Regions from separate parts of the Mus musculus genome. Here region 2 is linked to region 1. The links are chromatin loops, found by intact Hi-C in ENCODE. Cell type or tissue: left cerebral cortex. All regions are shown on one strand. Links, peaks and the distances in the headings refer to the core of each region. The heading gives the core; the rest is flanking DNA.

Region 1 (15,066 bases), core at 2,644-10,643:
GTTATTACTGACTCCTTACGTCCAAGTTGTTCCAGTTTCTTGCACCTTTTCTGGAGGCAATGGTCTTCAAGTCTGCCTCTGCTCTCACACAATGATTTTGTGCTTCTTTTTTTTTTTTTTTAAAGATTTATTTATTATATGTAAGTACACTGTAGCTGTCTTCAGACACTCCAGAAGAGGGAGTCAGATCTCGTTACGGATGGTTGTGAGCAACCATGTGGTTGCTGGGATTTGAACTCTGGACCTTCAGAAGAGCAGTCGGATGCTCTTACCCACTGAGCCATCTCACCAGCCCGATTTTGTGTTTCTTAATTCAGGATTAATTTTAGGTGATCTGTCTTCTTGTTTTCTCGGCCATCGGGCATGGTACTCACACATACATGCAGGCAAACACTCATATACACAAAAGGAAAATAATTTAAAACAAAATAAAATGTCTCATGAGCTTATTTATACTGACAATAATTCCTCTTGGATTTTCCTCTTTTAATTATATATATATTATATATATATATATTTTAATTATATATATATATATATATATATATATATATAGAGAGAGAGAGAGAGAGAGAGAGAGAGAGAGAGAGTTTATTCTACAGGGCAATTTGCTGGCAGCTTAATTTACAGGCAGGAAAGAGAAAACAGCTATGTAACTACAGCTTCAGCAAAAGTCGGCTTGAGATGGGAATGGAAGCCAAAGAGGTGAAAATTAGAATACTCTGCCCAGCATTCTCTTAGCAATTGCCCTTGTACTTGAAATTTTCAGCAGGACATAGCATTGCTGCTGTGGAATCCTTCACAGTTGGCCAAGTGCTTTGATGTGCAGTTTCCGGTTTCTGCAGACTTTGATCCCTGCTGACCCTCAGACCAGGATGAGTGATCAAGATTGATCAAGATGCCGCTGTGGCTGAGAACATGGCTCCTGCTCCTTCTTCTCAGTAGTCACCAACTCTCTGGGAGATGAGCAGGATGCATTCACAGTTCCGTGAGGCCCTGGACCACTACATGTGTTCTGCATGACACAAAGTCAAGTGTGGAGGGTGGGAGGGACACATTGCACCTTCTGCAAGTATGAGACTTTTTTTTTTTTTTTTTTTTTTTTTTTTGGTTTTTCAAGACAGGGTTTCTCTGTATAGCCGTGGGCTGTCCTGGAACTCACTTTGTAGACCAGGCTGGCCTCGAACTCAGAAATCCGCCTGCCTCTGCCTCCCAAGTGCTGGCCTTAAAGAAGTGTGCCACCACCGCCCAAGTCTGAGACTTCTTATGTGCCCACCACACTCAAAGAATCCTGTCTGAAGTGCACATACCTTTCAAAGTGGTGAGCACTTCCTGGGAGGTGAACAAGGATTGATGCCTTACTGAGTTCTCCCAGGCCCTTTAATGATCAAATAAAAGGAGCCCAGTTCCCTGCTGCTTGAGGCTCGGGCCACCATCCAATTCCAGCAGTGGGAAGCCAGAAGAGGCCCTGGGAAAGTCCTAACCACTCACTCATTCACTCTGAGCTTCCAGTTCCTGCAAGGGAAGGGCCAGGCAGCCTTTTTGGTGCACATTGCGTCTTCTGCGATCTAAAGTTGTATTTATACAACTTACCTTCTTCCTTTCGATAAGCAAACAGGATTGCTTTTCTTTTTCTCTCTGAATCAAGAACAAACACTATGTGAAGAACATATCAACGTTTGTGTTCTTACGTATTTTTATTTCTGATGAGGCAGGTTCAGATCAAACCACAAAGTCACAACAAATAATCAAGCAGCTCATGGTGGGTTATTTTTGCCTTTATGTGATTATCCTTTGTGGGTCTTTCTTTCTTTCTTTCTTTCTTTCTTTCTTTCTCTCTCTCTCTCTCTCTCTCTCTCTCTCTCTCTCTCTCTCTCTCTCTCTCTCTCTCTTTAAATTCTCCTCTAGCTTTGCTCAGTGGCAGTATCATAGTTAGCGAGGTTCATTCGAGGCACAGTTATTGCTAATTGAAAACTTTTAATTCTTTTATCAGGGGATAGATAGATATTAAGTCTGAATTGCTGTGCTCAATGGGAGAAAAGGAAGCAGGAAGAAACTCATAGAATGACCCTTCCCTTTCCCCACCATCCCCCCCACCACCACCACCATCACGTACATATACACATACAACTGCCAGCTCCCTTGATCAAGGGACAAACTTCTCTGTGGAGAGATTTCCAGTTGAGAGAGTAAACACCCTTTCAACAAAAGTCTGCTAAATCCTGGGAACACCAGACAGTACCGGCCACTATTCAGAAGGTTATGGTTCTAACCTAAGTGGGTCCCACTTCCCTAGATCAGAGTGGGAGGAAGGATCTCAGGTAGGAAGGGTCTGGAATCCAGGCTTAGAGAAGGAAAACCTGCTCCCTCAGGGAAGGACAGATGTAATAAGCTCCTCCCCCCACCTCCCAGTCTCGAGGTTTGCTTGATGACAAGGAAGATTCAGAAGGATAAGCATTCCTTAGAGAACACGGACTAATTTAAACATTAAACGGGAAAGCCCTTGATTGATGAGCACCACCATTTGGAAGAGAGATGATGCGCCCTCCTCTGGACCGCCAGATCCTGCAGGTGAACATGGGCTTCTAGAAAGAAATGGAATACAAGGGTATTGTTGTCCTCTGTTATTAAGCAGATTGGTCACTTTATGGAAAAGCTGTGTGTTTGTGTGTTGGGGGTGGGGTGGAGTAATTTAAGCTGCATGCATAAAGCTCTTAGGTGGGGAGAGAAAAGCTTCAGACAGGTGGTCAGGGATGTGTCTAAGGGACACTTCTAAATGGGTTGTGACGTAAACCTGATCCACTTACCTAAACCAGCAGCTGAAGGAGGGATGTGTGTGTGTGTGTGTGTGTGTGTGTGTGTGTGTGTGTGTGTTTCAACAGTTGTGTCCCCAGTGCCTCAAACAGGAAGCACTAAATCCAGATTAGTAAAAGGAATGATAGGATGTCAGAATCTCAAGGAGGAAGGGAACAAATGTAAAATGCAAATCTTTACCCACAGTTTTGGGGGAACCTGTCCACCGATGATGAAAATAAAATGCCCTAACATTTTCAGTTACACCTCACAATAAAGAAAAGCAGAGTCCTGTGTGAATTGGGGGTTCAAAACTGCAGAGTGCGTGCTTCTAAAGGAGTCTTTTTCAGGCTCTGGGGAAAAAAAAAAGATCCTGAGACTTGGGGCTCATTTGGATGGTGTGGGACAAAGCTTACTTCCCAATATTAAACCTATAAAGGAAAATCGGCAGAACTTTCGGGCTACTGTCTAAGTAGAGCTTTCTCCTGAGAGTCAGAGCACCACTGTTGGGGGGGCTTGGGGGGTCTGCAGTAGGACTGTTGTGCTTTGCAGCTTTCTCTCCAGTCCCAATCAGCACCCTGGGCGCTAAGGAAATTGAAGCCCCAGGGTTGAACACTGAAGTTTTCTGACCAGCCACAGACTTGACAGAAGACTCCCCACCGCGCAGCACTGTGGGAGATTCTGGTGTTGGGTTCCCCAAGCCCCTTGGCGGGCCCCAGTCACTGTCATCACACCCTCAGGCTCCGCTACTGACAGAGACCATGTGCAATTGCTACAATGTACATAAAAGCACCTCTCCAAGGCGTTGGTTTCTTCTGTTCCTACAGGGTTGTTTGGCAGATCCTCCGCGTTTTCCAGGTGTCTTGGGAATTCCTCTCTATTTCAGAGGTGTAATTCCCCACCTCGCTTACTTCCTGGCCTAACGCCCCTCATCAGGTGGCCTTGGGGCCACTGCAAAACTCGCTCCAGCAGAGTCCAGAGCCTCTTTCTGAGTTCTGTGGAAGTTGTTTGGACCAAACTAGAAAATCCTGTTGTGTCTAACTCCAGCAGGTCACCTCCAGAATGCTGGGATCTCGAAAGAGAGTGTCAGTATTGTTGGGCAGCTCAAACAAGTTCAAAGAACTACCTCTTCACTTAATCTCCTCCAGCAACAGTTTGAAAATTCAGAGTGCCCGGGACGGGAAGAGCGGGTAAGGCAGAGCCAAGGAGAATGGGGGTGGGGGTGGCGATCAAGGGAGAAAGAAGTACCTGGGGACCGGGAAGAGAAGTAGGGCTCCAAGCTTTGATTTTAAAACTCAGTGAACCAGGGTAGCTTGACACTCCACCCCCTGCCTATGTCTCAGCTTGATCCTGGAGCTAGTTAGAGAGTTAAACGGGCACGCGGGTGGGGCAATTCATTAGGCAAGAAATGGATTAGTTGTTTACTATCTATAAACATTCCAACCACAGCAACGGATCATAAAACCGCGGAAGGGCCTGTAAAAGGGAGGAGCGAGGAAGCGTCCATGTGGGCCGCGCGGACTTAGGGATTGTTCCCGAGTGATAAAGTGTCCATTAGAGAGGGAGAGGCAGGGAAGGGGAAATGATTTCCTTGTCACGATTTCTCCAAGCTTCATGGGGGCAGACAGCGTTGGGGTGAGTTGGAAGGAGATGGAGAGAGAATGGAGCAAAGACTGAAGGGCCGCGATGGGGCCATTAGCAAGGCTCATGCAATAAAAACTGCGGATTAAATGAGGAGAGCAATTTAGTCTTCAGGTTCTTGGCGAAATCCTTAGTAACCATGAAAGCAGCCTAATAAGATTTTATGGAGGAAAAGAAGTTTAAAACCAACATCTTTCTGATGGCAGACACACTGTGAAGAGTGGCTTTTTAAAGTTTTCATTCAGAATAGAAAGTTTTTTAAGAGGAGTTAATCTCGAACAATTAAATACTTTTTAAGGTATAAAAGATACACACACACACACACACACACACACACACACACACACACACACACACACATATAAGTATATAAACATATACATTAACAGAGAGATTTTTTTTGTTTACTCGTTTTTTTCTTGGAACAAGATTTAAACTGTCTTTACATTTTTAACATTTTACTTGCTATGTCAGAGACCGAGAGGACGTACTTATATTGGTTTGTGAACAGCTGCATGAGCAAGCTTTCAATCGAATTCAGACCCTCTTAGAAATTACTGGTAACTTTATTAGTGGGAAAGTAATATATTGTTTCTAAATCTTTAGGAATGCTAGTTTTATAAAATAGTGTTACATAACAGAGAGTTCTCATTTCTCAAATTTTAAAAGTGTATTAAACAGAACATGCCATAAGGAGACATGCTTCATAGGTGAAAGGATGATTAAAAAAAAAAAAAGAACATACACACAGAACTACTCAGGATGAAGAAAACCAAGATCAAGAAGTTGCCACATCCCCAGAAAGTCCCCCTCTTACAAGAGATTTCTTTTTTAAAATTTGTTCAAAATAATTGTACTTGGGGAGACGTTAATATTTAAATAATCATCCAATTCCTAAATTCGGTTTGGGTACCAATATTGGTACCAACAGTCTTCTTGAAAATAAAAACAGAACTGCTATGGGTATTCCAAAGAGGGAAGAAAAAGCAGGCTTGGCATTCATAAGCCGGCCCCCACCTTCCTTTATCCCTCACCGAGAGACATAACAAACAAACCATCACATGTTAAAAAACACATCTGAAAACAGAAAGGTCATGTTGCTGCCAGTCCTGGGGAACGTTAGCTGATGTTTGGAAAATAGTTGACAGTTGAAGGTTGAGGTTTTTCTCTTTTCTGTTCAGAAAGGGAAGGAAAGGAGAAGAGGAGGAGGGGGAAGGAGGAGAGGAGGGGGAATGGAGAAAGGAACGGAGATAATGGAAAGAGGCTAAAGTGTGTGGGTGGGTGGGGCAACTTATGAGGTACAGCCTTGCCAAAATAAATTATCTGAAGGCTACCAACATCCTGCTCTAGATTCAAACACAAGTACACACACGTGCACGCATACATGCATACATGTGCACACAGAGAGACACACATAAATGCACACATGCACATTCACACAAGTACAGGGGCTAAATGAATACGAACTGACTGGAATTTGCACTGGTTCAAATGTGAAGAGGAGTAAGTAGGGTTTTGTTTGTTATAATGAAACAAAAAATTAATCACTGGGACATCCAACTCTGACTTCCTCCAGGGAAAGATTGTTGGACGAAGGTCACTTTCCCAGTAGCTTCAGGGAAGGTGAAAGTAAAAGGGTGGCCTGAACATTTCCTAAAAAGCTCCCGGATTCCTCTTAGTCCAGCTAATCCTAAACACAGAATGCTTCTCACCGACTCAGCTGGGCGCAAGAACCATAGCCCAACCCCCACTCCTCTCCTCACCCCTCATCCCACCTCCCACCAGCTGGGCCTTGCGCGCGGTATCAGCTGCCCTTGGAGAACCCTCTTATCTGAACTTGTAAGGCAGAGCCCGGGATTCCCAGAATCAAGACTGGAAATTGTCATATTGAAATTGTATTAATAAATGACAATGACAGTAAATAGTGAGTCCTTTATTGCCGGTTCAGGTCTCGATGTCTTCAGAAGATACTTGCGTTTTCGAGGCAGGACAGTGGAAGGGACTACTAGGGAGTCAGAGACTGTTAGGAGATATTTGGGGTTAGACAGAAATTGTGTGACCTTGGGAAAGTCACTTTAACCTGGAGGGGTTCTGGTTTCCTGAAACATCCGTATCTGCAAATAAGCTCCTGCATTCTTTGATTGAATGACAATATTTAAATCATCACTAGCAGATATAGCAGGTTATTTCAGCCCCGCCCCGCCCTCCTGCTTTTTGCTTGTCTGTTAAAAGCACGTATGTGAGTCTTTCTGTGGAAATATTCGTGATAAGGACTCCAGGCTGGGAAGTTTTGCGCCGAGCCCCCTTCTGTTAACCGTTGGCTTATGGTGGGGCAGACCTGACAAGCTTTGGAGCGCAGAATCCACTATCAAGAGCTGACAATGACCCTTGCGCGTGTGACACACATAGGCTGTACACCTGTTTTGTCAGGCTGTTGCAAATAGCGCTCCACTTGACTGTCAGACCATCCTGCACTCTGCAGGGGTCTCTGCAGGGTACATCTGCTCTGCTGGACTCAAGTAGAAAGTACGGTTTCTTCCACCAGGCCCCACAAGCTCCTAAGGTCATTTGCAAGGGTCTAGCAGGCAACAGGGCGCAGGAGCCAGGACAGGGCGCAGGGATAGCTGAGGCCAAAATTATAGCCGCTTGCAAAAGGAATGACCCACCCTGGTGTTGAACAGGAATAGCCTCAGCAACGAAAGAGCAAAGGGCTCTTTGTCTTAGGGAAGACTTAATCCTGACCATTTGTTTAAAGATGAAGTGTTCAGTAGAACGCTGCCACTGACTGTAGTCATCCACAGCACATCTGTAAGAAGCAAGAAGCCAACCCGTGTTCTCAATGAAGAAGCAATACTAGTTCCATTCAGAGCAGACGCTTTTGTTTTTTGAAAGCCACGAGGTCCTCCCACCCCCATTGACCATTCTCAAAGGCTGCCGGGAAGCAGACCACTTCTGCGCATTTCTGCCACCGATCCTCTGATAGAGTTGGTGGAAACTAGTCTGATACTTTCAGGTACTTTCAGGTACGTTTCTCAATCCATCACTTTAAAAGTTAACCTTTTAGCTATCTTCAAACAAAAACAAATAAACAAAACCCGCAAGCTAAGACTCACTGCACTGCAAACATTTAAAACAGCTTGTGCCTGTACTGGGGGAAGCCCCCCTTCCCATCCTACACTCCCCCCCCCCCCTGCCCCGGAGTCACTAATGGAAGCCCAGCCCTCATTACAAGTCACATAGCTTACTACATTTCATCTATATTTCTCCCCTAGTTCGATTTGCTAGCCCGAATACAAGCCTTGGAACGTAGTGCAGACAGCCAAGCTGTTTCTGAGATACAGGGGGAAAGCCAGCAGACCCTGAGTACCAAGCCGCCAGCCAGTAGACAGTCTGAGATAAAGACTGATAGGGAGGCATTTAGGGCAGAGATAAGGTTCAGGAATCTTGGAGTCTGCCTTCAATGCTTCAGCAGGCAGCCTCCTTTTAATATCACCCCAGGCCTCACCTGGAAGATGGAGTGGTCCCAAGAGGGAGTTGTAAAAGACACACACACACACACACACACACACACACACACACACACACCATCCCCAGGCTTAGCTCTCTGGAATGTCACCAGAGATGCTAAAAGAGGAAATACCTCAAAGACCAATGCAACCAAAGTTAAAGGGACCCCTTCCTTAATCATAAAGAATAATCCAAGTGTGCGTAAGTGATTCTTATTGTTCAGAGTTTCTGACGCTATGCTTAAATATTGGCATCAGGTATGGCTTATGCCATGTGCCAGAACACTTAATTTCAAAGGAAAGTAAAGACTTATGTCACTTTAAATAACCATATGCGAAAGGCTCATGAATTCCAGTATGTCAGTTACAGTTAAGATATCACATTTAATAATCCGTTCTCTTTGTCACTTTACATTTTTCTACAGCAATGATAGTTGGCTATTCAATTTTACTTTGCAGAAAAAAAAATAATTCCTTTTCAAATGATAACAAAAAGTATGCCTGGCTTTTAAACATTCTCTAATTTGTAAACAAAACGTTTTGATGCATACATAAAAACAATAAAAATGAAGTTATATTTTAGAAATGAACAGAATCCATTTTTTCTAATATAAAGAAAGACTCACTGTGATATAAGCAGGAAGAACAGATAACTGTGCTTAACAGCGTTTTCTTTGTAATTCTCAAGCATAAGTGGATTAGTTGAAAAAAAATTCACATTGCAGAAATCATTAAACATCACAAGAAAAAAAAAAAACTGACCAGAATGCTCCTGGTAAATTATAAATACATTTCACATTTGCCATAGGAAACTTCCAACTACATATATTGTACTTTTTGCTATTGTTCATTTCCAAAATTTTTAACTTATAGCAAAATGAGAATTTTGCTAATCACTAATTTATTAGTCTTTAGTTATTTATTTTTCTTTAAAAACTGCCAGCCCACAGTAAGAGGTGTGTGTGTGTGTGTGTGTGTGTGTGTGTGTGTGTGTTTAACCAGCAAATGTTGAAATTTATAATCTAAAGGAATTAGCAGTTTGAAAGTCTTCCTGCAGCTTTAGAGACTTTATTTGTTGGATTGTAATTTGCTAACTTTTATAATTTTCATGTGTGAATATTTGGTCGATTCTCAATATTTTTTTTCCGTTTAAGTCACACAAACTAATTTTGACATTCTTAGCTAGTTTTACCTTGACATACATTGCCACGGCAACTGGACTGAGTGAACAGAGTTTAGTTCCCAGGATGAGGCAAATATCCATAGCACATTGATGACATCGGATGTCAAGCTTTTCTGAAATATGGTTTTTATAGAAATGTTCATGAAAAGATTTGGTCAGACTATTCACCCTAACTATTATTTATAACAACTATGCATAGTAACCATTAGCCCTTGGACTATACAGTTAGTGCTAGAGTTAGTCCTATTCAAGAGACCACTGATCAGCAGTGGAATAGTACAGACAGTCCCCCACTCCTGCAACACACATACATTTCCCATCCCTAATGTACTAGGAACAATCCTCTTCTTTTATTAAAATGGTCACAAACCTTATGAAAAGAAGGCAATATTTTAATTTCTTACCTGAGAGAGTCTTGTCACTGTGAGAGGAACTGAAATTGTCACTGTCCTGTTTTCTATGACAGCCCTGGCTTCTGTACTGTATTGCTTTCATGAAGGCTGAAATAACCATGTGTGACTGTAGCCTCCAGGGACTGTTATGAAAATGAGATATGTAACTGGTTCAAATAAGCGCTGTAGACCTTGACCTGGGAATCCAGTTGAGAAAGCAAATTACCTCACACATGCTAAAGCATAATTAAAATGTTATTCTAAACCAGTTTTTCTGTGTGTGCGCGCTCGCGCGACTTTGTATGTGCATATTAATTCTATATCGATCACAAAGATGTATGGATGGAAATGCAGTACTTATGGACATGTTACATGAACTTCCTTTTATTTTAGAGTGGCAAACATTGACTTTGAATGCAATCAACTGTAACTTCCATCTTCAAAAATTGCATTTTTTCTGAACAATACATTTTAGGCCAAGAGTTTTGGTGAGTGCATATAATCCTAGTTCCTGGAAGGCTTGAGGTTAGAGAATTGGAAATTTAAGATCAGTTTTAGATTCAGAAGAAATTCAAGCTTTCTAGCTCTCTTGCTCTCCCTCCCTCCCTCCCTCCCTCCCTCCCTCCCTCCCTCCCTCCCTCCCTCCCTCCCTTCCTTCCCCCTCTGTCTTTCCACTCCTAACCAGTGTCTTGCAAAGGCTGGACAATAAGACCTTCACAAGGCCACACCCCCATTTAACATTCCCCTCTCCCAGGCATTTTTTTTTTTTCAAATTTAAACTCTCTTTTAATTTCTTCACACCTGGCCCTGCTGGCATTTGTATTTTGGCTCCACATATATGGTTACATTTTCTATTGACTCACCAACAATTTGTGCCCTCCACTTTTGATTTAACATTTATTTGAAACTGTATTTGGTCAGAACAACGAGCTCTGTGGAGAGTGTACCTTTTATGCAGCACAAATAAGTTTCACACAAAGAATATAAGCGCTAGAGAGGTGGTTCAGTGGTAAGTAACAATGTTTACTGATCTTACAGGAAATCCCACCTAGTTCAGTCCCCAGCACCCTTGTCTGAGGACTCAACAGCCTGTAACGCCAGCTCCAAGGACATCTAATGCAGCCCTCTTCTGGCCGCCCCGGGTACTGCACCCGTGCAAACAAAACAAAAACAACACATTTTATTTTAGCTATTTAAAATGAGGTTTGCATCTTAACAATATGTTACTATGATATGGCACCATCAATCAAGTTGTAAATTGGTTTGAAAACATGAAGAGTAAGATTTTTCAGGGTGTGATTGGCATCCGACTGCCAAACGCCATTTGCATGAATGTTTTGTCTCAGAATGTAAGTGAACCTTTAAGAGAACTTTGAGATAGATCACTCAGTAATTTTTTTCATTCTATATCTTTTTAGGCTTTAAAGCATAATTGTATGTTTTCCTTTTAAAAGATAATATTCAAAATAAAGTTTCAAAAATAAAAATTATGTTAGAATACCTATTTTAAAGGATAATGATTATTTAGCTTATTTTGATTCTTTGCTTTGAGACAGAATTTCTCTATGTAGCCAGACTTTTCTGGAACTCTCTATGCAGTTTAGGCTGGCCTCTAACATGTGATCGTCCTGCCTCAGCACCAGTTTCCTGAATCCTAGGATTATACATTTTGATTTTTTTTTATGTCATTCACAAATGTAGGCCCATTAAGCACAAAAAGTTATATTCAAAGTAATATTCAAAAGAATAAAAAATGAGATGTTATTTCATATGCGCATATGTTCTTTTAAAATTGGCCTGTGTGGTGTTTATGCCTGTAATCCCAGCAATCTGGGGGTAGAAGCTTAAATTACCAATATATCTGTATAATGAGGATATAAATATAAAATAAATGTGTAAGTGAGGATATTTCTTATTCCTAATATTGTATATCACTTAATCTCTAACACGACAGTATAGACCTCACCATTTACTTTAGAAGCTATTCAGTTATTCCCTCTGGTTTGTGAAACAAAATTGTATCAGCATAACATTTGAGACAGTAATTTCAATTACATTGTCCACCACAACAATCTTTAAATGAAGTGTACCTCCAGTCGCCATCCGACAGCTAACACCCGGGCGCTGTTCTAAGAGCTACAATGAACAAAACAAAACAAAAAAAGACCTGCTGCCAATAGAATTAGGGCAACCTTTTCCAGCAATGAAAGAAATCCTCGGGAAGAAAATCCTGTAGTTCTTGGCATAGCCACTAGGTGTCAGAGTTCACGGTACTGATAGCATTCTGCAGAGCAACATTTGGTGCAAATGATAGAGCTGCTTGCTGTAAACTTGACTAGCATATTTTGTTGCAAGTGTCTCTTCTTGAGCAATACAGTTAATGGCTAACCACCACAGTACATCAAGCTCTCAATTTTACAAAGTATTCCCTGCTAGGCACTCATCTGCTCAGAAGGCAGTCAGCCAGCTGTGTCCATTCAAGACCTGCCTGCAAACTCCCCAAGCTTATGTTAAGTAATTCGTCTCTTTTCTTCATCGCATTCCTTTGTACTCCAGATGTTCAGATCGTAGCAGGGGTCTGAAGATCTGAATTTACACAGAGCCAACCAAGCCACGGCTCAATTTTATTCACATTTACATGAATATATTTATCTATTACACTTTGGCCTGTTAATCTGGGAGTTAGTGTCCAAACTAACATTTTGGAGTAATATCCATATGGACAAGTACTAAACATAGGCATCAATTGAAACGCACTCATAATCATGTTCATATTTAGCCAGACTTCAAGCCCTCACACTGGGGAACTACAGTGCTTTGTTCAATTAGAATCCTTCTTTGAAACAGAACGGAGGTATTTTTCCCAAATGAAATTGGAAATTCATTCTTACATCTATAATAGAGAGTAAAACAAACAAACACCAAAAACAAAAAACAAAACAAAACAAAACAAAAAAACAAAAACCACACCTCATCTTCTTTGAAGATGTTTGTGCACGATGCAGAAATATTTGCAATCATTTAAATACAAAGTCTAAGATTCCCTCTGCATTAACCATGTGACTATTTTCACATCCTTATTTTTAGATAACAGTTATTTAAGTCTAAGAGGGACATGTGATCTCTTTATTATGCAATAAAGAGAAGAGTAATACTACTCTGCTTGGAGATATTATATCCAGGTGACTCTGCTCCTTTCCTAAGGTCATAAATGGATTTTATTTTTTGGCTTTGGCTTTGGAGTTTGTTGGAGACCAAACTCAGAGACTCTCACATGGACAAGCACTCTGTTACTGGGTTACATTCCTCCCCCATCTTCCTCCCCTACTCTGCCTCCTCCTCCTCTTCTTCCTCCTCTTTGTCCTCTTCCTCCTTCTCCTCCTCTTCCTCCTCTTCCTCTTCCTCCTCTTCCCTTCCTTCTTCTCTAGCATCTTGCTAAGTAACTCAAGTAAGCTTCAAACTTGCTGTCCTCCTGCCTCAACTCACCTGCCCTTCCCCATATCCAGTTATAATTGGTTTATCGGGTAATTATTTGAGTTATCTTTTTGCAGAATCTCCATCCATACAATCCTCTTATGAAATGTGGTATCTAATGGAATATAATTCAAATAAATTGTTTTGTGAACAAAAGAAAACCACCAATATTGTACTACTTGCCATTTTAAACAGAGTATAGTATTTGTACATACATTTTATTTCTTACTTTCAAGGTGGCCCCTCTAACTGATATTACAATAAATCACAATTTCAATTCTTAACCCTAACCTTGAGACATGCAGTTACTTATGAGAAAATAATAGTCTCCATCTTCAGAAAGGTTTTATTTTTTACTGAAAAAGGAAAGAAGGAAGAGAAAAGACAGTCACCTCTTGAGAAGATCTGGTAAATGCTAATGACGTGAAGGAAAAGTTCTCTGCTGAAGAAACACAATGAAGAATAAGCTACAAGTTAGTTACAACTCTTATTTCAATATCATTCTCAATTGAGTATGGTATTTCTGAAACTCATAGTAATGATATTTCTTTCTATAGGGAACTACTTATGAAACACAGTTCCAAAAACTGAATTTCCTTCTCAAGGCAGGGCTGAGGTATAAGGCATGATATAAATGTTCCCACCATCACAGAGGGCTTATTTTAAACCATGGATTCCAACTGGAAAACAATTCAAGGATGTTTTTGATTGAAAACAAATTTTGAACCTTGCACACATTACATCCAAGATGCATTTATCACATTGTATTACAGTCAGGAACAGGACAACCATACATCCTTAGTTTATGCCTGTTAGGTTGAAGCACCATCTGGTTTGTCATTTTAGCACACTCAAAGGTGTCCTGGCTTAGACAATAAACCCCAGAGTGCCCCAGTTGAAAGGCAGGTGCCTGATGGAGAGGCTAAGGCTCACTGGGGTGGTCTTAAGCTGAGCCTGGGTCTGTTTGACAAATTTCTAATGCTAGGTACCTAGAGATGTCAGGCTGATCTGTACACTGAGGAAGACATTGAGGAGAAAGTCAGGTGTCGGGTCAAAGGCAGAAATTATCAGTCGAGGTGTGTCTAGAGAGTGCCAAGGACTGTGGTAAGCCCATGCTGAAAGATTCCGCGTCTCATTTCGACTAAGAACAGAATGTATTCTAGATAGCGAGTTCTGTAGATAACAGGACCTGTTATTTTGAAACCGGGTCTCTCTCTGTAGCCCAGGCTGGCCTCAAGCTCCCTATCCCCTTGCCTCAGCCTCCAGGATGCCAGTTTGGTTTCTTTAGCTTTGTGACTGTAAGTGTGTTCGATGACAGCACCTTTGTAAAGAAATCAAGAGCAATAAAACATCTCACAAGTTGACGTGCTACTCCAAAGCCTTTCAACCATCTCTGAGATGTTCAGGGATGAGGTTGAACTTGGAGTGGTATTTGTACACATCATAGTCACTAGGGTGGGACTTAATTTGGGATAGTATAACTAGTTTTGAGTATTTTGAATATAAAATTAGTTACAGTCTATTAACTAATTAACAAGTATTCTTGCCAATTAATTAATTAATTAACTTTACATCCTGACCACAGTTTCCCCTCCATCCTCTCCTCCCAGTCCTTCCCTCTCTCCTTCCTCCCTCATCCACTCCTGCCTCCAGAACAGGAGAGGCCTCCCGTGGATATCAACCAACCTTGGCATATCAACTTGCAGTGAGACTAGGCACATCTCCTTTTGAGGCTAGACAAGACAACCCAGTAGGGGAAGAGGATCCCCAAAACAGGCAACAGAGTCAGAGACAGCTCCTGCTCCCACTGTTAGGAGACCCATGAAGTGGAAATTTCTGATCTGGTTGGAGACCCAGTTGTGTCATGTGATGTTTTTCTGGAGACTGTTTTTGTTTGTTTGTTTGTTTGTTTGTTTGTTTTTTATTTTGTTTTTGTTTTTAGAGGATGTGTTGCTGAAGCAGATGGATGAGAGGATGTCTTAGAACAGACACGTGGTGTGTTTTTCTGGATGCTGTCTGATGGAAGGGCATGTGACGTTCTGCAGGAGCAGACACTTGAAAGGGCATGTGATACCTG
Region 2 (15,066 bases), core at 2,438-10,437, 700 kb before region 1:
CTTTAAACAAAGAATTAAAAAGTGTGTAGAGGAGAAAAAGCACAGACACACTGGACAAATCCCGCCTCAACCCACTAGCCCGCTCCATGGGAGTTTGACAAGGCAACATTAGGCGACTGGGGATGCTGGGACAGTTTAGATTCGGGACCGAGGAAAGGACTGCCTGTATGTTCTGCAGGTTGAAGGGTCCAGCTAGTTCAGAACTGAGTCCAGTTAGCGGGTTTGCTCAGCGGAGGCATTGGAACATGGAGCTTTTTACTGGCTTTAGTCCTAACTCACCTGGATTCCAGCCAGTTGGGGTTTCCTGGACGGTTGGGGTGGTGGGGTGTATTCAGCGTTAGGGCTTAGTACTGGCCGGAGGGAGAGAGGCCTGTGTAGCTCAGTGGCTCTGGAGAGTCAAAAAGGATAGATGCCTGGATCGCCAGGCTAAACGCGCCAGAATTAGAAAAATGACCACCTAGGAACAGTGCACCAGGGTCTTTAGATTCCCTTGTTCTAGTATTTAATAAAGCAGAACCGCTGATTAAACCGGACTCCATTAAGGCCTAGAAGAGAAGACACAGCACACGCAGGCACACAAGCTCATGTGAAGATAACAGATGCGTTTAAGTCTGTCACCCAACTCATCTCTGTCTATTCCAGAACCCTCTTAGATACTTTCTTCTACCTCTAAAACACAGACTCTTTCTTCTGAGCTGATAAAAGTGAAGAAGCAGAAGGCCTCTCTGCAGGCAAAAGGAGAGAGCCCCGCTTGGTCAAACAGACAATGATCCAGAGAGCTACAGAAAACCTGGGCAACCACCCTCCCCTGCTCCCCACCCCCGCTATAAACAAAGGCAAGTGTCTGTAAACACAGCCCCTAGCCCACCAGGTCGGCCCAGCGTCGGCTGACCTGAGGGGAGAAAGTTCAGATCGCTTTGGCCTAGTTGTTCTAACCCCTGGCCCTCCTGTTGTCAGCCATCCGCAGAAGTCCGAAACACCACTCACACCGCCCCCCCCCCCCCCCACGAAGGGCCAGGCTGGCTGACTGCAGACCACCCGGGTCAGAGAAGCTATGAGTGAGCCCTGGGAACACTTGAGGGATTGGGCTCCGCAGCAGGGTGTGAATATCACCCCAAGGATGGCTAACGCTGGAAACCCTTTGGCAAGGCTCTACAACACCAGATTACTATGCATGGAGCTCCATGAAACAAGCCGCTTTCAAATACTGTTTGCCTTCTCCACTTTTCCACCCGTTCCTAATAGCACTCAGCTTCTTTACTTTCTAGAGCCAGGGGTGAAGTTTCTTCTGGGATAGTACAGGACCCCTGAACAGCAAAGCCCAGGAAGAGGGTGAAGTTCTGGGCGGCTGCTACTCAGGGGGTTAGTTGCCACTTGCAAGAGCTGCAGCTTCGAAGACTTCAGGCACCGAGCAGTTAATATTGAGTTCCCTGTAGCTCCTTGTAAATCTAACCCAACCCCTCGCCCCCCTTTAAATCTGTGGTCTTGTTCGCGATTTCTTACTTGACGTAAAATTCCTTGTTACCTAATCATAGACTCTTTCAAAAAAACTCCCCTCCTCCACCACCACTGCTCATGTGAGAATCTTCCGATCTGGACAGCTAGCAAAACCTCCTTCTCTCTTTTTTCTCTCTCTTAAAAAAAAAAAAACTTGGATAAAAGCCCTCTACTTTGAACTAAACGCCCCAGACTATTTCCTATGCCTGTAATAAGGCCCTGGATCCTCCTCACACCTCCTCCACAGGAAAGAAAAAAAAATGCTCCCCAAACACAAAACGAAGCACCAGGCACAGGGCTTCCGATAGATACCTATAAAACAAGGCCACCTAAACCTTCTGCACAAGGCGCAGGCACTTCTCCCAACCAGATATTCTCCTGGGAGCTTCGGCAAGAAGAAGAGAGACAGGACTGGAGAGCAGCCCAGGCCTTTGGTCAGGATTTTCACCAGGACAGTTTGCTTTAATAACAGCTCCTTCATCTAGGGAGCCTTAGGTCATAGTGATGGATGAGAACCACTGACTCTTTTTAAATAAAATTGGAGGCAATTATGATAATTTAGTTTACTTCTGAATATTTTAAATATTATGAAAACAAGTATAACAGCTTTGTTTTCAAAATTCTTTTGAGGTATCACCCATGTAAAGATTAGGTTTTTTTTTTTTGTAAAAAAAACACGCAGTGGTTTATTGAATACTTACAATGTTTACACCTTCAATATTAATTAAATTCCACTTAGTTTTAGAGGACGGAAGCGCACAAAAACAAGAAGCTGGTGGAAACATCTTCGACTAGGGGACAATGACATTTGAAATGTGACAGCACTAGATAACCGACCCGACAGAAATGTTAGCGGCCCTGTTTTCTGCTTTGAAATAAAACTTTATAACCCCCAGGAATATTTATATCCGAAGGCCGAGTATTAAAAAGATACACTTCACATATGCACTAGTGTCCACTTTGTTTTATCTGGAAAGAGTTGGGTAAGGAGGCGGGGGACAACGCTGGTGTCTACACAGCCAAGAGGGAACATTCACACACAGAGAATGACGGGGGTCCCTTACCACACGGGAGTGTCCTCTTCATATTAAAATATGGAATGCTTTTCTTCAAATATCCACCTTTTTTTGGAGAGGGAGGTGGGGAGCGGATGCTCAAAGGTGGGTGGGTGGGGGCGGGCAGAAAGAAGGGGAAGGAAATTGCACATAAATAAACCGGATGATCCAACTGCAAGAAGTCCTCAGAACGGAGCCCGAGGGCTTTCGGGGAGTCCTGGGTCTGCATCTGGCGCCTTGGCCCCCGGCTCACTGCTCTCCTCTTCTTCACTGCTTGAGCTCCAGGGCCCAGACGTGCTGTGGCCAGCCTGTCCGGCCTTTGGTTTTCTTGTCGTTGCTGCTCACTGTGCTTTTCAAGATCTCATTCTAAACAGAAAGGGGGCGAGAGGGAGAGAAATGGAAAGACAGGTTTAGCGCCTAGTCCCAGCCACCTTAGCTCGCCTCGGCCTAGAGGACACTGAGCGCTAGGGTACGAGGGAACACCTAAAGAGGGGGATGGTGCGGGTACCGGCCCCTGCAGAAAAGTTAAGCTGGTTTCCAGTGCTTTGGTTACCGCCGAGGCCTTCTCTCCAGATGCTCAAGGACCCAGTCAGCAAGTTTATAAACAAATGGCCGATTTCTAGCCGGCTATGGTGAAGCCTAGGTTCTTATTTTTCCCTTCCTGCTATTGCAGGGGAGAAAGCAGAGGCCAGCGCTTAATCTGCCCTCTGTTTCAATAGCGAACCCATATCCAAAAGCCCCTCTGCTCTGGCCTGGGTTTCTCCCGCCAGCCAGCAGCAGCTCTGTACATTGAGTTCAGCAGTTTGTCTCCTCCAGGGCCCTTGAAATCTCTGGTTATTCGGAAGTCCATTCCATTATGCATGAATCAAAGGGCTGCAAGCGGCAAAGGAGAAAATCTCCACAAATGGAATTGTTTCTTAGGTTCTTCCTGGTCATGCCCTATCCAGAACTCCATTACTTTACCGGCAGTTGGTAGGAATCCGAGAACACTTTAAGTGGCTCGGCATAACTTCATGTTAGAGTTGATAACAATGACCACAATGTGCATAACTTTTACTCTTCAAGTGCACAAACTCACTCAAATAAACTTAGAAACACTCGCGAATTACTTAGGGGAGAATTTACGCTCTAACATTATTGCCAAAGAGAAACTAAAGCTGTACTTGTACGCTAGAAGTTAAAGGTACTTAATGTTTACCGTTACCTCCCGCGTGCCCTAGCAATGTGAAGGAGCATAACGTTTTCTTAGAGTCAGAGGCAGCCTCGGTTTTGGAATGGGGGATGCGACCAATAGTGGAGTCACTGGAACCGAGAGGTCATTAGGTAACTTATTTTAGAAATATTTAGAAGAAAAGTTGGGTTGGCGGTCAAAGATAGCTTTAATGAACACAGAATGAGGGGACCTGGCCAGTGTGACTGGGAGATTGGTGAGCTCCTACATTTTGGAAGGTCGGTCCTAAATGGAGAGAGGAGCTTGCAACTTCGAAGGAAGACATTCTGCTGCTGACATCCTCCTGTCTTGCTTTTGAGGAAACCATCCCTACTCCACAACCTGGCTCCCTACGCAAAGAATGTGGCACACAATTTCTCAGCCTGAATGGAAAGACCAGAACAGCGGTCCCAAGAACCCCGAGTCCCTCACCAGCCTCGATCCCTTAGTACTGACCAGCTCTTTCTTCCTCTTCTCCTCTTTCACGTCGGTCTTCTTGATCTCCGCCTTGAAGGCCTCCGCCTCTCCGTTCTGGTCGTCCTTGGCCAGCAGATCCATGAGGTAGGCGATGTAGCTGGTGGCCAGGCGCAGTGTCTTGATCTTGGAGAGTTTGGTGTCGGCGGGCACGTTGGGGATGCACTCGCGCAGCTCGGCGAAGGCGCTGTTGATGCTCTGAGTCCTGCGCCGCTCCTTGCGGTTGGCGGTGCCCCGGCGCTTCACCGGGCGCGGCCCCCCCAGGCCGGGAGGCCCGGCGCCGGGCGGCACTCCCCCATAATGGGAGTGGTCCAGGCCCGCGGCACCGCTGGCGTACTCGGGGCTGTAGGACAGGGCCATACTGTAGTCGGGGGGCGACATCTCCGGGTGGCCAATAAGCCAGCCGTGGAAGTAGGGGTTCTCCTCGTGGCTGCAGCGGCTGGCGGCGGCGGCGGCAGCGGCGGCGGCGGCTGCGGCGAATGGGTAGCCCTCATGGTGCACCACGGGGTGGTGGGGAAAGCCCCCCACCAGACTCATCTCGCCTTCCGTGGCCCTCCACGCGCCCCAGCGTGCGCGCAGCCCCGCCGCGCCCTCCGATCGGGCTCCGACCTCGGCGATCGGCGGCCTTCCCCACCCCCCACCCCCCAACCCCCGGGCTCCCGGGCCGGCCCTGCAGCCGCAGAGGGGGCCGCTGCAGCCCGGGGCCCGCGCCTGGCCCGCCGGGCCCGCCTCAGCTGTGCCGCGGCCGCCGGCTCCCCATGGGGCGCGGCGAGCTGGTCCCGGCACGGTGCGCCCTTGCTGGCCGCCGCCGCCCGCCCAGCTCTACAGCCCGCGCGCCGGCTCCCGCGTTCCCCGCTGCAGCGACCAGGCAGAGCGCTCCGGTGCTCATGCAAAAGTGCCGGCCGGCTCCCGCGAGGCAGTCCCGCAGACGCCGGCCACGGGACTCCTGACTCCGAAGATGACCTGGAATCCGGGGCGAGTCCAAGCTGGGGCTGCAGGAGCCGGCCCGGCTGTGCCGGGAGGCGGCGGGGTCGCAGCTTAGCGTGGAGCTACCTCGGTGCGACCCTCCCCCTTCCTGCCCCTTCCCCTCCCCCACCAGCTCGATCTGGGTTCTTGGGCGCTTATTGTTTTAATAAAAATTATTTGGTTGTTGTTTTGGTCCTTGAGTGTGATTTGTTTTTAAAGCTGTAAGGAACGTGTCCGTCCTCGCTCCTCAGGCTCTCTCGGAGGCTTTGCAGAGAGGTCTCAGCGCATCCATTTTCTAAGATCCTCTCCTCTCCGGACAAGAATCTTGGGCCCTTGAAGGCACCTCGGAGCTGGGAAGCGGCGAATGGACTCTCGGAGGGGTGTGCTCAGACAGTGGCCGCGGAAGCTCCTGGGTGGCAGCGGCGGCGGTTCTCTTGGGCTGGACGCGGTGAGGGGAGCAAGCCGATTTTCCCAGCAAGATCTCCATGTACAGCTACATCTTTAGGGCCGCTCGGGTTAATATATGTCGTCAGAGGCTCCTCACGCCAATCCCGGGGCGGCGGGGGCGGCGCCTCGCGCTCTCCGCAATAAAACTTTTTGATGTTCACGTTGCTAATTGCCGAGGTCCTCTTCTAGGATTGGTTGTCCACTCATAACCATAAGATAATTAAAACGGGGGGGGGCAGGGTAAAAAAAAAACCCTTTTATCAGCCATAGGTTAATGCAAGTGTTTAACAGATGCTTCGCTATTAAAATATTTCCCCCCAATACTGAAGAATCTTAAACCAGGTACAGTATTATTTCGCTTTCTTTTCTGATTACAGGGGTGGGGTGAATAGAGAAAGGAACGCAGATTATGCCTTTTCAAGTGTTTTGTAGGTAACCGAGGCAGAAAACTGAGCCGACAGTCTCCTATAGTTTTGTGCTGGGCTGGGGAGGGGATTTGGGGTGGGTGGTGGTGGCGACAAGAGTCTGGAGGTGGCGGTATGGAATCCCATTAAGGTGCGATTGGGAGTGAGCCGAGTCTCTTTGACCAGGCTAGAGCGCCAGCGCTCCTCTGACCCGGCACACTTTGGCAAAGTTGCAGTGGCCTGTTTGCTTAGGCACTGAAGTGGATGACCCAAGTTAGGATGACAACTTGCAGAGAACGCGGATGAGACCTTCAGTTTGTGCCCACACTCATTTGCAGCAACCCTAACAGAGATTGCGAAGATTTTCAAAGTGGGGCACCTCGATTTCTCGAATCTGTGGTGTGGCGAATATCCGTGTTCCTCCTGCTTAACTAGCCTGTTTGGTAAGTAACTGAATAGTTTTTACAGCGTGTTCGGAGCTTATTTTCTAGTTTTTATGAACAAACATATAAATATATCTCTGCATTCCTGCCTCCCTCATAAAAGCGGGCATCTGTGGAAAGCAGGTTTAGTTATCGGAGGGGAGCCATTAAACGGACGTTTAAGAGACAGGCAGGGAGGAAGGCTCGTGGATGTTTAGACTGCTTGCCTTGGCGATCTTGAACGCATTAGAACGGAAAATGGATCTCCACTTGTAAGTTAGCGGGCCTCGGGGCACCTAGGAGATTCCCCAGCAGCGCGGGATAGGGGCGGTCAGTGGAAGGAGGCAAAACCACCCTCCGGCTGGCCTGTATGAGGATCTCTTCTTTTCACTCACACGAAGAAGGTCCCTGTGTAATAGGGTGTCAACAGAAGCCCTTAGGCTGTAAATTTGATCACACCGATAGCTGGCCTTGGACCTGAGGAGGCAAGCAGAGGGGACACAAGTGACTCCCACCGTTGGCATCGCTTTTTGGAGGCAGAAGCACTCTGGTCCCAGACATTAAAGAGAACCCCAAGTTAAGAATCCTGCATGGACAGTCCTTCCCATGTCCCTAGAGTCTGTCTGGCTGTTATTCTGTCTGGAAGGCCACATCAGAAGGAATCGGAGAGCCCATCTTCTTGCTCCCAGGGTACCCGAGCTGAGACCTAACTGCCCTGTGGTAATCTCACGGAGGAAAAAAAAAGACTTTAGAGCTGGGTGGTGGGAGAGGGGGAGAACTTAAAGGTTGTGGCCTTTCTTCTGTTTGCAAGGGGTCAGTTTTCCAGGCCAGCCCCCAGCAGAGGGTCAACTAAGACAGAGCAAATTCAGGATGGGGAGTAGCTGGACCTAGTCTTGCTGGTTAGCTCAGAGGCTTGAGTTTGATGGCAGAACAAAGTGACCTACATAGGGCTCTGCTTTCCAGCTTCGGTGGGTCTGCAGCTTGGGGTACAAGGAGAGTGGTTTTAAAGAAGTAGAGGTAATGTGGTGGAGAATTCTGTTTACATTTTCAGCAGGAGGGGTACCCTGAATCAGTAAATATTGGTAGTTAAAGCCTCTGACATTTGATACATTAAAAAAAAACTTGTTTATAAAAACATTTAGGCCTCGGGAACAGGTAGACTGGGTAAGATGATTATGTCCTGTCCAATCACAGATAAAAAACTTAGGAAAGGTGTTTTTTGGCTGCCTCAGGAAATAGACTTTCAGGGCGTTGGGAGATAGAAGAAGAATCCACAGAAAGATAGGGCTGGGGATAGAGAAGCTATCTGTTCACTTGCAGCCTCAGGATTTAGGGATCAGAAGGTGCTACTTTTAGCCTCCCCCCAACCCGCTTCCTGCTTTTAAAATTGAAACCACCACCACCACCACCACCACCAACAACAACAAAAAGTAGGGGTATGGATTCGTAGCTCCAGATAGCATCCTCACAAGTGATAAAAGAAATGGACAACATGGGACAGAAAAGGGGCTGTAAAAAATGCTAATCTGACCATCACTCCTCACTGACAGCACCATTATCAGTTAATTACTACAATCCAGGGGTCTAAAGCTTCATGGATCTTAGGAACTCAAACCCAGAGACTAGAGTGGTAGGATAGCGTTCTGTAGGTGGCTGGAGAGAGGGGACCAGTGGGTAAATTTTGGTGGTATCTACCATGAGTAGTTGGCTGGCTCTGAGTTATACTTACTGCAATTGTTCATTTTTTTTCTTTTTAGCATCTTTTGACACATTTTACTTCCGTAATTTCGGACTGCCAGGTAAACTTGCTGCTTTGGCAAACTCTGAATCTAAGATGCTATTTTAAATTAGTCCCTAGTTTAGAAAGTCTGTCCCACCCCAGGGGGTGATTATGAGGGAACTAACAGGGTGATGTGACAGGGAAGTTGGCATTTGGTGATCAGGAAGAAGGTGGAAGAATGTGGTTGTATAGTTTCTAACTTAGATGTCAGCCTGCTCCCTCACTCTTGGGCTGTACAAGCAGGCCCTCTGGTGAGCTGCTCTTTAAGATACACATTTAGAATTCTCAAGCACCATAGATCTGTGATGACGCTGGTTGTGGGCCATTCTGGGTGCCTAGGGAGGAATACCATAGAGGATTATCTCTCCCCCGGGAGGCTAAGGGCCGAGTGGCCCTGGGTCTGCACATCATCACAGGAAGGCAGCCCAGGTTTAGGGGAGTGTTGGAGATTCTGTGTCCATAATCCTCTTTGAGGCTGATGGTGTATCTACAGCTCTGTACATCACAAGCTCAGCTGAAGGGGCAAGGCTAGTTTCAAACATTTACTTTGTGTCCATGTTATTTGTCTCTTTTCTCTTACTACCACTTTCTCAAAAGACTCAAAGGGCAAGAAAAAGGCTGGGGAACCCGTTGCAAACATTTTTTGCCCTATGTGAGATATGACTTTTAAGCTCTGTTTTAAACTAAATATTTTTTTAAACTTCAGTCTCTTTTTAAGGGGAAATACAGATCTTTTCCAAATATTTATTATTTCAAAGGCAAGGGCAATTTTGTATCTCGTGTTTTGCTCATGAGTACTCCAAATAAACTGGATCTGAAAAGAACCAGGCCAGAAGGCCATAAACACACATTTTATATTTACAGGAATTATGACTCAATTCCCTTCATCATCTTTCAAGTCCCCCTATTACCTTCCTTCCTGAACTGAGGTAGTAAACTGATTGGGAAGACTCCTCAAAATACCTGTAACAAAGTGAACTCCAGAACATGCTAAGAACCCCAAAGGAATTCCAAACCCAGAAGGTGACAGGAAAATGAATCTGTTACTGAAGATGTAAACCTCAGCCTCACCTGCTCCAAAGACACTGTTTCTGCCACACTCAGGATCCCCTGCAGGCCTTTTCCCTCCTGGGAAGGCACTATGTCACTTTTCATGTTAGCCACTTAGTCCCACCATGTTTTAGGACATCCAGAACAAGGCCTATGGGCTGAGTGGCAGCCAAAGCTTCCCTCTGAGAGAGCCCTTTTTTTCCTTTTTCTTTTTGGGTATTTGTGTACAGACATGACAAAATTGTTTCAAAGTAGACAGCTGTAAAGTAGGGAATCTGGTCGATTGAACTTTTATGTCCCATTCAAAAAATGAAGGGCAGGAGAAGGTGCCCTTGACTCTTATGTGGCTTTCTTTTCTTCTGAGGAATTTCTTCTTGGATTTGGGGGAAGGGTGGGGCATTTGGGGAGTAAACCCCCCTGCCACAGGTTCTCCATTCAAAACAGATCTGTGCAGACAGAGGAGGCGGGGGGGGGGGGCTGGTTCAAAGGCAGGGATGGCTGTGGAGAGGATGATAAAAAAAAATGAACCCTTCAGTCCAGTTGTGCCTAGGAAATAGCAAAGTCAAGGTTTCCTATGTCCCTGTACATTTTTTTCCTATTTTTCTGCTCCCTCTTTTGCTTTCCCCAATTTTACTCCCCAGAAGTGTTGTGGTTTATATTTTATTTAACCCTGTCACTGAACCTGAGACTTATGGAAGAATGAAGCACTAGTTTGTCCTTAGATTCTTTATGGAAAATCCTACTATCCATTATGACCAGCAGTTGGTATTCTATTTTCTTCAATAACCCATGATTGCATTCTTGCATTAACGGGAAAATATGTGGAGAGTTCTCATTGATGAAGAAGGATTTGGTACTGTGACAGGTATCCGTAAATTAAAAATACTCATTCAGACTAAAGGCAGCATAAAATGTCCTGTGAACTGGCATTGCAAAGGATAATACTATATATAATACCATTAAACATAATATATGTTATTATACTTGTCTCAAGAAGTATGATAGATCTGATCTTTGCCACTTTGCAGTAGAATCCTGAGTTTAGAATAAAATGTTATAAGACAATACATCCCACAGGATTTATAAAACATACACAAAGAATTGCACACACAGAAATATTTCAGTGCTGGATGTGCATTTGAGAGGTAGACCCTGGCTTTCACTCACAGAACTTAAAAATAAGCAATTAAAAAAACCCCGCAATAATACAAATAAAAGTTAATTATAAAGAGAATTATTTCTTCCAAGCTGTAAACAAGTCATTTAGAATTCAGACGAGAACATGGCTATGATTTTGTATTTATACTCTTTGGAACTAGCTAGCAGTGGATTTAAGCAAGCATGCCATGCAGTCTGGGATTGAGGATAAGTAGGAATGAAATGGCTGCTTAACACGTGGAGCTTCTGAGGCATCATTTGTGGGACTGAAGGACTGACTTGTGACTGGAGCCCCTTTCCTTCCCAGTTCTAACTGCCATGTTGAGGGTACTCCTTGGAAGACTCCCCAACGTGACTTTATTTGCTGCACGGCATAGATGGATTTTTTTTTTTTTTTAACCTCTGACAGTTCACTCCAAGCCTTTCCTGCATTCTTCTACAGTCTTTGCTTAGAGACAAGGGACTTGAGCCAGGATAGGTTAGGTTTCAGGTTAACAAAAAGAAACACTTTTATTGTCAATATTAATGGCAAACTTCGATTTTTACAAGGCCTGGGTTTAGCAGATCAAAAGCAGCTTGTCTTGATTTCTCAATATTCTCTGGAGTTTAGACAATTAACTGCAATTTTGGTTCTAATGAAACAATATGAGAAAGCTAGTTGCAAAAAACATTGGTAAAGTTAGCACTGGGATACAGATTTTTACCTGTACATAACATATTATGATCTAGTAATTTATCCCTTCAACTGGAGCTGAGTTTGGAAGGAGCATTCCTTTAAGAAAATATGTTCAAGCACCGTCCTCACTTGCAATGTCATGAGTCTTTTTCAGAGTGTGCATTCCACGGTTGCCTTTCTGGCTGGGTAAGGATCCGGCAGACTGAGGTCTTCCTGGTAATTTGGGTACACCAAGTCTCCAGTTAATGATAGATAATCAGCCTTTGGGTCATTCGGTCATTCTCTTATTACAAACCCCTCCTGCTCTCTCTGATCTCCTTTCAAACTAAATTTCACACAAACAAATAAAGCAAGACAGGGACAAATTCTCAAAAAAAAAAAAAAAAGAGGGAGAAATATTAGAAACTTCTGATACAGAACTCTAAACAAGGAAAGGCTAGCTAAAAGAGGATAGGAAAGAACATCTTATCAAATTGAACATGCTGTGTACAAAACATTAAAAGAAAAGGATCTGGTTTCTGTTAAAGTGACAGAAAATTAAAATAAAAATAATTGCAGGCAGCAAAGTTATAATGTAAATAGAGAAGGCAGGATGCTTGCTGGAAATGCGCAGCACTAGGAGGCAAATTTGTTGTTACAGATTATGTATCTGCACTCTGATTGGAGAAGCGCTACTTTGTTCTATTTTCCAAAAGAGAATGCTTTTCTTTTTAATACTTGTGTGAGAGTGCTCATTTAAGTCAACACAGGCCCCAAACCCTAGGACTAAAAAAGTGGAACCGCATTTTTCTTGCAAAGCATCCAACTTCAAAGGAGGCAAATGTTTGCATACAGGAAAAGGAGAATTCCATTTCGAATACATTTGGAGACTTCACTAAATCCGTGGGACTGATGCTTTTTTTTTTTTTTTTTTCTTTTGCCGACAGAAGGCACAGTTCATTCTCGAGCAATTCGTCACCTCCTGGGGGTCTTCTCTTCCCGTCTACAGGAGAGTGTGACTTCAGAAAGAACTTCGGATTGGCCAAGGTATATGTCAGATTAGACCCCAGGGAAAAGAGCAAAGGTGTAGGGCTCATGCAGTCAAGGTCTCTGGTGAGAGCGCCCCTAGTGCCGTTTTACTGTCTCTGCTCTTGAAAATTCCCTTTGATACAAGTTCCAAAGCTAGTCACAGACGACCAACTTTGATCATTTCCAAACCTCGGGCTTTCGATCTTAAACCTGGTTGGAATTTTGGCTCAAGACTAGATCAACCTGCCATTCTCCAAGATAGAAGTGGAGCTGTGAAATGAATGTTGGTGATAACCAGACTCCCACATTGTCGCCAAATGTGGGTCTGGCACCTTTTGATTTGACAACCTCTTTGACAAAAAAGGCTTACCTTCCCAAGCTAGAGAAGAACCTACACTTCACTGTTGCCTCTAGGTCTTTCCTGAGTGTTTCCACCTCATAAGAGGCCTTCTGGTTAGCTTCCCCCCTTGCACCCATATCAAGCCTTCCATTCTCTGAACTTTCTGGTGAAACCACGCAGATGTAGTTTGTAGTTCTCAGGGTGCAGATCTTTCACTTTACGCGTCTGTGTCCTCTAACAACACAACTAATGCTTCCGCACAAAAAGATGCCCTCAAAGCTGGTGGAAAGGCGATTTAGAGAAATCCGGGTGTTCTAATTGCAATCAGGTTGTGTTGTTTTACTCTATTTTGAAGGCCATTAAAGCTGGTGAGCGACTTGGAAGTCATTTAGAAAGGAACAGACCTTCAACCTCAAGCCTTTGCGGGCACTGGGAAAGTGTCTTCCCAATCAATCTGGCTTGCAGGCGGCAGGACCAACTCTGACCTGGCTTATCTTGTACCCATCCTAAATACACCAAACTCAAGAGGTAGCCAGGGCCGCCTCAACACCGAGGTCAGTGCTCTGGGTGCCTTAGTTTCTCTCTTTATTCAAACAGTGGTGGAAATGAAAGAGGGATGTGAGCTAGATTAAAAGGATCAAGGGAGAGTGTTGCCTGATACCAAGCTGCGCTCAATAATTATTTACATCTTTTCCTCCTGCCTCTTCATTTCTTCTTTTCTTTTCTTTTCTTTTCTTTTCTTTTCTTTTCTTTTCTTTCCTTTCCTTTCCTTTCCTTTCCTTTCCTTTCCTTTCCCTTCCTTTTCTTTCCTCTTCTTTCCTTTTCTTTTCTTTTCTTTTCTTTTCTTTTCTTTTCTTTTCTTTTCTTTTCTTTTCCTTTTTTAATATTTAGTTGCTTTTATTTTAAATTCACCTCCGGAGATAGCTGCTTGGGAGTCAGCGGTCCGAGTGAGGCCTTCCGGTGGTGGGGCAGCGATGCTCAGAGTGCTGCAACGACTCCCACGCAGGGGAATCGAGGTGGGGGTGGGGTTGTGGGAACTGTTACTCGTGTACCGACACCGACCAGTGGTCCAGGCCCTGGGATGAATGCTGGATCTCTCCCCTTTTATTCCGGCCAAATTCTCATTCCATTCCCATGCCCTTCTGTGGAGTGGACTGGAGGAAGCAAGTCCACCACGTTCCGGTCAGGACAGATCCTCCGCTGGGAACTAACCAGGGGTTGATATCTTCCTCCAAGACCTTTTCGCCCGATGCGGGCATGAAGGGGTTAACTGCTCACCTCGGAGCCCCGGGTGCTGAGGGAAGGCCACCGCTTCCCCCAACACCCCCGGTCTCATTAGGGAAAACCCTCGCCGCTATTTTCGACATTTCCTCAATCAAGTGCCCTGAACTAGAGCTGCAAAAACAAATTGGCGGCAAAAGCGTAGATCTTGTCAGGATGGAGGCGAATCCAACATTTCAGCCTTGTTTGCTTTGAAATTACGGGCTTGGCTGGTGCCTGTGGTGCCACCAGGGCAAATGTGCTGCCGCCCGCTCACTCTGAACCCAGAGCCATTGGTGGAAGCGACCGCAGGGCCACTGCTGGAGAGGAGCGAGGGGTGGGGGTGGGGAGCGGGTGAAAGTGGGGAGGGGGGCGCACTAAAGTGACCTGGTCGCTAGGAGCTGGCGGAGCCCTAGCCCAAACCCCTGTGCAAAGGGCTCTCAGCGTGGAGTTAGACACTGGCTTTCCAGTTTCCTGGCCGAGCCACCAAGGTATATGCAACATTTGTAAAATGCAGATTCCACATATGGACACCAGTGTTGTTTCTTCAGCTTCCTTTCTGTCCCCTGCTTCTCTTCCCCTCTCTCCTGTCCTCTTCAGTAACATTTTCTCCAGTAAGTGTTAGCGGTTGCTGGATTTCTGCCTGCTCCCTCGCTGTTAAACTGCTAGCATGATTTGTCGTATTTGCCAGAGCTGTTTGTTCTTGTTTGACTTTTTGTACAGAGTTCCTTTAAATCTCCTGCAAGAACCATTCCCGAAGTTCCTAGGACAGGCTTTTCCACACATGTGCTAGGGGGCATGTAGCTCACTTTTCTTTCTCTCTGGGGTAGTCTCCCCTCGGTGTTGGGAGCCTCTTCTGTGTCAGGAGAACAGTAGTTAAGTTAGTTCCTAAGCCTTATATTTCACAGACAATTAAATCTTGGCGGCTGTTTAACGAAATTGTAATATTTACTCTGCTCTATACTAAGGAGCACTTTTGGAGTAAAAAAATAGCAAATATTGCATTTCAAACAGAAAATATAATAATAAATCTCTTTTTTATGGATTCTCCCTGCATAAGTAGAAACAACATGATTTAAAGTCTCCCTCAACCCCCCCTTTTCAAGAACGGCTGGAACTGGAAGAGGCTGTCATCTAAAACTCACTTCCACCCTCGACAGGGAGGCACCTGCATGATGGGGAAACTTCTCCCTCCATTCTGATCTTTATCACATGTAATAAGGATTATCAAATAGTGAGGTCTTGTATGAAAAGTCTTTTTATATGGATTCAAGAAAGATGGGTTAATGTGAGTAGCTATGACTTTATAGCACTTTGCA

The links. A loop is a pair of places that touch in the nucleus more often than their neighbours do. Peaks named below come from ENCODE experiments on the same cell type or tissue, not always from the same donor. Only the 100,000 strongest peaks of a DNase experiment are listed, where the experiment ranks them.
Region 2: a loop joins it to region 1, with 4 times the contacts of the local background. A loop is called at or near these places in 6 of 42 quality-filtered maps.

Annotation. Positions count from the first base shown.
Region 1 is chr8:56,612,028-56,627,093 of GRCm38, reverse strand. No RefSeq gene overlaps it. Among named protein-coding and RNA genes, the nearest start is that of Fbxo8, 68 kb to the right of the region's middle. In left cerebral cortex, for the core only: no CTCF peak of the experiment used is centred there; a DNase peak (open chromatin) is centred at 6,908.
Region 2 is chr8:57,311,614-57,326,679 of GRCm38, reverse strand. Hand2 (heart and neural crest derivatives expressed 2) reads right to left here and starts at 5,697. Exons shown (of 2, transcript NM_010402.4): 1 at 4,219-5,697; 2 at 2,163-2,918. The coding sequence starts at 4,773. The coding sequence ends at 2,820. Hand2os1 (Hand2, opposite strand 1) reads left to right here and starts at 5,821. Exons shown (of 6, transcript NR_154048.1): 1 at 5,821-5,991; 2 at 6,392-6,496; 3 at 12,066-12,165. In left cerebral cortex, for the core only: no CTCF peak of the experiment used is centred there; a DNase peak (open chromatin) is centred at 6,662.